Regions from separate parts of the Homo sapiens genome. Here region 1 is linked to region 2. Evidence: read pairs that join two places in POLR2A ChIA-PET (ENCODE). Cell type or tissue: OCI-LY7. All regions are shown on one strand. Links, peaks and the distances in the headings refer to the core of each region. The heading gives the core; the rest is flanking DNA.

Region 1 (2,918 bases), core at 152-2,651, 310 kb before region 2:
GTGGAGAGAATGAGAAGTCTCCCACTGCCCACACATTTTTTCTTCAGAGATTTCTTTTCCAAGAGCCCCTTGAATAAAGGAAGGGAGGGAGCACTGAATGCCCCAGAAATCAGAATGCATGGTGCGGGAAGACGACAGGAAATAGTTCTCAAAGAGATCAGAAAATAAATTGGAAGCAATTTCATTACCACAAAGAACAGACATTTTTTCTAAGGCACCCCTCCCCTTTCCACCCAATTGTCATTCAGCAACTACTGAATACTTACCAATGAAAAACGTTACCCCTGACCTCAAGGCTGCTCCTGAGCTCTGGTAGAAAATGCTTTCCTTGTCTATAAAACATGGCAAGCAAGGCAGGATTTAACAGTAAGGGCACAGTAGCACTGCAAGCCTTCAAATGGAAACCTGGAGACAAGCAGTGAGAACAGGAAGCAAAAGCAGGGCAGGTGAAGCTAGGACCAGGGCATCTGGAACTTTCCACACAGGTTGGATCTCCATGCCAGACAACAGTTTTCAAGGAAAAATATCTAAGAGGAACATGACTTTGGGAAACTTTTTGGCAGTACTGCTTACTGTATACTAGAGAGTAAAAGAATTTGGGGAACATTCACCAATTTGCTTCTTCAGGGGCTTGGGTAGGGAACGTGAACAGGAACCTGGCTCTAATTTCTGAACTTTTTTATCAGTAAAAACAATCCAACAAACGAAAGCTAGTCAGTGAGAGAACTGGGAGGGTCTGCCCTCCTTCCCTGAGTCAAGCCTTCTGGGGGGACCTCCTGACATTTAATTAAGCAAAGACAACGCCCACTGAAGGAAGCTGACCTGAAAGTGACACGCTACTGTGAAATGAGCATGAAGTGGGAGCTTGTTACATATATGAAATGGCCAGCGATCCTGAGCAAAGCGCTTCAGAGCTTGAGACCTAAGTCTTCTCATCTATATACTGAGGGCTGGACAAGATGATCTGTCAAGCCATTTTTATCCCTAATCCACCAAAATCCAATGCTTTAGTTTATTGTCACAAAAGCAGGTATCGAATGGCTATCCTGCAGTGCCTCCAATCAACATTCAGACTTTTTCCCTGAGGCAATATAAGATAACAGTTAACATGTTTTTATCAATTAGGTGGTCATGAGATAAATATATATGGGAAGTGGTAGTTTTTCACTTAAATGCATATAATAATGGTACAGCTCTCTTTGAATAGTATTTGTTTATTTCTTAAATATTTAAGTTCCTAAAGACGGTAAGAATAACCCAAGGAAGTGAAATCAATGTCACAAAGCACATGGCTAAATAACTGCAGGTTTGCAGTGCCATGTGTGAGATCAGATGACAGAAGGGAGAACTACCTTTAGGCAGAGGCTTCTCATGTCCCCTGGAGTGGCCATGTGCTGTTCTACATGACTACTTCCACTTCGGTTATGTAGAAGCTATTTAAAGCACACAGATGTTTGTGATGAGAAAAAAGCCACCCTTAATTGAATAATGGAAATTATAAGCATGATTTGAGGGTGGGGGTGGAGGTGGGAGTAGAGATGGGTAGAAAGGAGTGCAATGGAAACAAAGGAGCCTTCATAAAATTCAAGTCACTTCTTAGGATAACGTGATTGATTTACTCACCACCTTCTTAGGAACATAAAGCAAACAAGTGGGTTTTCCTTTTACTGCTTTTCTGAAATGAGCTACACTCAAGAAAGCAGCACGGGGGTTGTGCTGTCCCTGCACAGTGGCAGGAGAGTATGAGGAGCAGGTGAATGCCACAACAGCTCCATCCAAGATCATTTTTCACATGCAGGAACCATTCTTATACTACCCTTTACTGGTAATTTCTGTAGAAATCTGGAAGTCTGGTTGACACCCTCCTGTACAGTGTGCAGTGAATCAACATCATTTCCCTTGGACTTTGCAATCACGGTGGCATTCATACATTCATTCAACAAGTATGTATGTACAGGACAGTGGAGTAAAGAAAACAGATAGTTCTTACTCTCACGAGGCTTAAAATTTCAGGAGGGAACTAGGCAGTCATGAAGTAAACATAAAAACACAGATTGTAATAGGCACTAGAGAATAATGAAGACTTTGGGGAACACAATTTAAATTGGAAAAATATCTCAGTTCCGTTAACACATGTTGAAGGGGAATAGCATTGTTTTGCTGGATTTGGGGCCTGGATGCAAGCATGTTGGGTATGCATTGTAGGGTAATGCATTTCCTTCCATTTGGGCCCAAGTGTATATTTACCACCCAGTTGTGATGAGCTGGGATCCTCCTGCTCAATCTCAGCTTGAAGCACTTGGAGGTTATCTGCCTGCTGTGGGTGATTATTTTGGAGCAAGGTACTTCATTTGCCTCAAGAAACAGATTTGATACCACTACTGTGCCCTTTTGGAACAGAGAAGTAGGCAAGACCCCAGTGTGAGGCAGAGTGATGGGATCTTTAGGGACATAATTGATGATGTAACTGATGATGATTTTGGAGTTTATACATTTCCAAAGTTTCAAAATATTTTCACTTGGTTGATTTATCTTTATGGTGATGACACTACGTAGATATATGCCCTTCTTAAAAGTTACAGTAAGAGGCTGGGAGCGGTGGCTCACGCCTATAATCCCAGCACTTTGGAAGGCCGAGGTGGGCAGATCATGAGGTCAGGAGATTGAGACCATTCTGGCTAACACGGTGAAACTCCGTCTCTACTAAAAATACAAAAAAATTAGCCGGGCGTGGTGGCGGGCGCCTGTAGTCCCAGCTACTCAGGAAGCTGAGGCAGGAGAATGGCGTGAACCCGGGAGGCGGAGCTTGCAGTGAGCTGAGATTCCGCCACTGCACTCCAGCCAGGGCAATGAGCGAGACTCCGTCTCAAAAAAAAAAAAAAAAAAAAAAAAAAAGTTACAGTGAGAGTTGACATTGA
Region 2 (2,918 bases), core at 304-2,803:
CTGAGGAACTGGCTATAGAACTTCAATATATGAATGGGGGTAATGAATTCAACCCATGACAAAGTTCTACCTTATATTTTCATTCTTAAAAATAATAGAGGGGTTAGGTGTGGTGGCTCACACCTGGAACCCTAGCATTTTGGGGGGCCAGGGTGGGAGGATCACTCGAGACCAGGAGTTCAAGACCAGCCTGGGCAACATAGTGAGATCCCCGTTTTTACAAAAATAAAAATTGAAAACTATTTAAAAAAAATAGAACAAGAAAGAAATGTGCACCTCTGTTTCTGCCATGCTATACTTGGAAATCAGCCAGGAAGGGAAAGAGCTTTTTGTGCAGCAACTCAGGCTGCCTCCTTGTGCTCTGGAAAAGACTTTCTCTCTGCCCCTCTTTGTTCTGCAGCCTGGGGTGCAGGTTTCTGCCAGGCTGGCCCTTCAGGTTGCCTGCTTTGCTCCTTTGGGCTGGGCCTTTGTAAGGGTGGCACCTGTGCGTGCCACATCCTGCAGGGTTCTAGGGGCATTGCTGCTTTATTGAGGTTTGTTGGTTCGTTGCCATCCTTTCCTGACCCTCCTTTCCTTAGACTAGCATCAAGTTGTCTACATGAACTGAATTCACCAAAACTGTTGTTAGAGATCTGCTGGTAGCAAGCCCTAAGCCTGTCATGAACAGGCCTTAAAGAAACTGGCCATAAACAGCATTTCTGCAGCAATGTGACATGCTCGTGATGGCTATCACGCACACTGCTAAAAGTTGTTGGTTTACTGGAGCGGGACAAGGAAAACCTGGCCCACCCAGAGTGGAAAACTGCTCAAATCACAAACAATAGCAGAAGCGGCCTGTGCCTTAACAACATGCTTTTGCTGCAGATAATCAGCCAGGGCCTGTTTCTCTGCTCCTCACTAGGAATGCTTTTAGTTAATCTATAATCTGTAGAAACTATGCTTATCACTGGCTTTCTGTCAATAAATGTGTGGGTCAACATCTGTTCGTGGCTCTCAGTTTTGAAGGCTGTCAGCCCCCTGATTCCCACTCTGCACTCTATTTCTGTGTCTTTGTCTTAATTCCTCTAGCGCTGCTGGGTTAGGGTCTCCACGACTGAGCTGGTCTCAGCAAGCGGTGCTCAACATGGGGGCTTGAACCCAGGATGAAGAGTCGCTGGAGCGGTGGTTGGAGAACCTGGAAGTAAGCTGGAGAACACCCGAGTACTCTTAAGCAATCCCCGTGGTGAGTAAGAAGGGGAGCTTGGAAGCATCAGGGTAACAATGGGGCAAGGGTCGAGCAGACAAGAGGCTTATTTGAGTCGGCTTCAGCATCTCCTCAGAAAAGGAGGAGTGAAGGTTAGCACTTATGCAGCTTTTTAGTGCAGTAGAGAAATATTGCCCCTGGTTTCTGGACTGAGGAACTATGAATGTAGAGGTCTGGGAAAAGATAGGCGGCACACTGAAAAAGGCATATAAGGATGGTGCTGAGGATATTCCTGTAACTGTCTGGTCAGTGTGGGCTCTGGTTTGCTCCACCTTGGAATCTTTCCACACAGATGATGATGAGGAGGAATCAGAGGAAGAAGAAGAGTGTAATGAAGTAACAGAAGAGGTGACAGAGCAGGTTTGCTTGCCAGCTAAAGCGGCAAAGGAGGGAGAAGTTTGTCCCTACCCCTCTGCACCCCCCATTATTTTGAAGAAGAGTGGCCTGACCCTCCAGATCTTTCTTTTCTGGAGGACGGGGGCAAAAAGTAGCTGCCCTGGTGACCGTTCAAGCAGCGCCTCGAGTGACCTCTCTCAGTTCTATTCAGGCAGGAATCCAGCAAGCTAGACAAGAGGGTGGTATGGATGCTTGGCAGTTCCCTGTTAGAATACATCCACCTGATCAACAGGGGAATATTATAGCTATGTTTGAGACTTTTCCTCTTAAATTACTTAAAGAATTTAAACAAGTTATTAATCAATATGGACCAGGTTCTCCTTTTGTAATGGGACTGTTAAAGGATGTTGCTGTCTCCAGTCAGATGTTGCCAGCGGGGATGGTAGGATTACTTCTAGGTAGGTCTAATTTAAATTTAAAAGGAGCACAAGTACAAACAGGAGCCATTGATTCAGATTACAATGGGGAAATCGAAATTGTTATATCTACTTCTGTTCCCTGGAAAGCAGAGCCAGGAGATCGCATAGTGCAGCTCCTGATTGTGCCGTATGTGGAAATGGGGAAAAGTGAAATTAAATGAACAGGAGGATTTGGAAGCACAAATAAAGAAGGTAAAGCAGCTTATTGGGTGAATCAAATTCCTGATAAACATCCTACCTGTGAAATAACTATTCAGGGAAAGAAATTTAAAGGTTTGGTACATACAGGAGCGGACATTTCAATCATTTCTCTACAGCACTGGCCGTCCACGTGGCCAATTCAACCCTCTCAATTTAACAGAGTTGGAGTTGGTAAAGCCCCTGAAGTATATCACAGTAGTTATATTTTGCATTGTGAAGGGTCCGATGGACAATCTGGGACTATTCAACCAATTGTAACTTCTGTACCTATAAATTTATGGGGAAGAGATTTATTACAGCAATGGAGAGCACAAGTGTTAATTCCAGAACAATTATATAGCCCTCAAATTCAGCATATGATGCAAGAGATGGGGAATGTGCCTGGCACGGGATTAGGAAAAAATTTACAAGGGTTAAAGAAACTACTCCAAGTGGAAGGACAGAATTCTCGTCAGGGTTTAGGATATCATTTTTGATGGCGGCTATTGGTAAGCCTCCAGAACCTATACCGTTACAATGGTTAACAGATAAGCCAATTTGGATAGAACGATGGCCACTGACTAAAGAGAAACTAGAGGCTTTAGAGGACTTCTAATTTTTACTGAACAATTAGGAAAAGGACACATAGCTCCAACATTTTCCCAATGGAATTCTCCAGT

What was found. Peaks named below come from ENCODE experiments on the same cell type or tissue, not always from the same donor. Only the 100,000 strongest peaks of a DNase experiment are listed, where the experiment ranks them.
Region 1: POLR2A ChIA-PET joins it to region 2 with 5 read pairs; 2 of 35 experiments call an interaction of 5 or more read pairs at or near these places.

Annotation. Positions count from the first base shown.
Region 1 is chr15:25,328,529-25,331,446 of GRCh38, forward strand. The region is part of intron 146 of SNHG14 (small nucleolar RNA host gene 14); the gene reads left to right. Among named protein-coding and RNA genes, the nearest start is that of SNORD109B, 52 kb to the left of the region's middle. In OCI-LY7, for the core only: no CTCF peak of the experiment used is centred there; a DNase peak (open chromatin) is centred at 1,393; H3K4me3 peaks cover 1,066 bases; H3K27ac peaks cover 1,728 bases.
Region 2 is chr15:25,635,463-25,638,380 of GRCh38, forward strand. LOC124903448 (a long non-coding RNA gene) reads left to right here and starts at 990. Exons shown (of 2, transcript XR_007064543.1): 1 at 990-1,222. In OCI-LY7, for the core only: no CTCF peak of the experiment used is centred there; no DNase peak of the experiment used is centred there.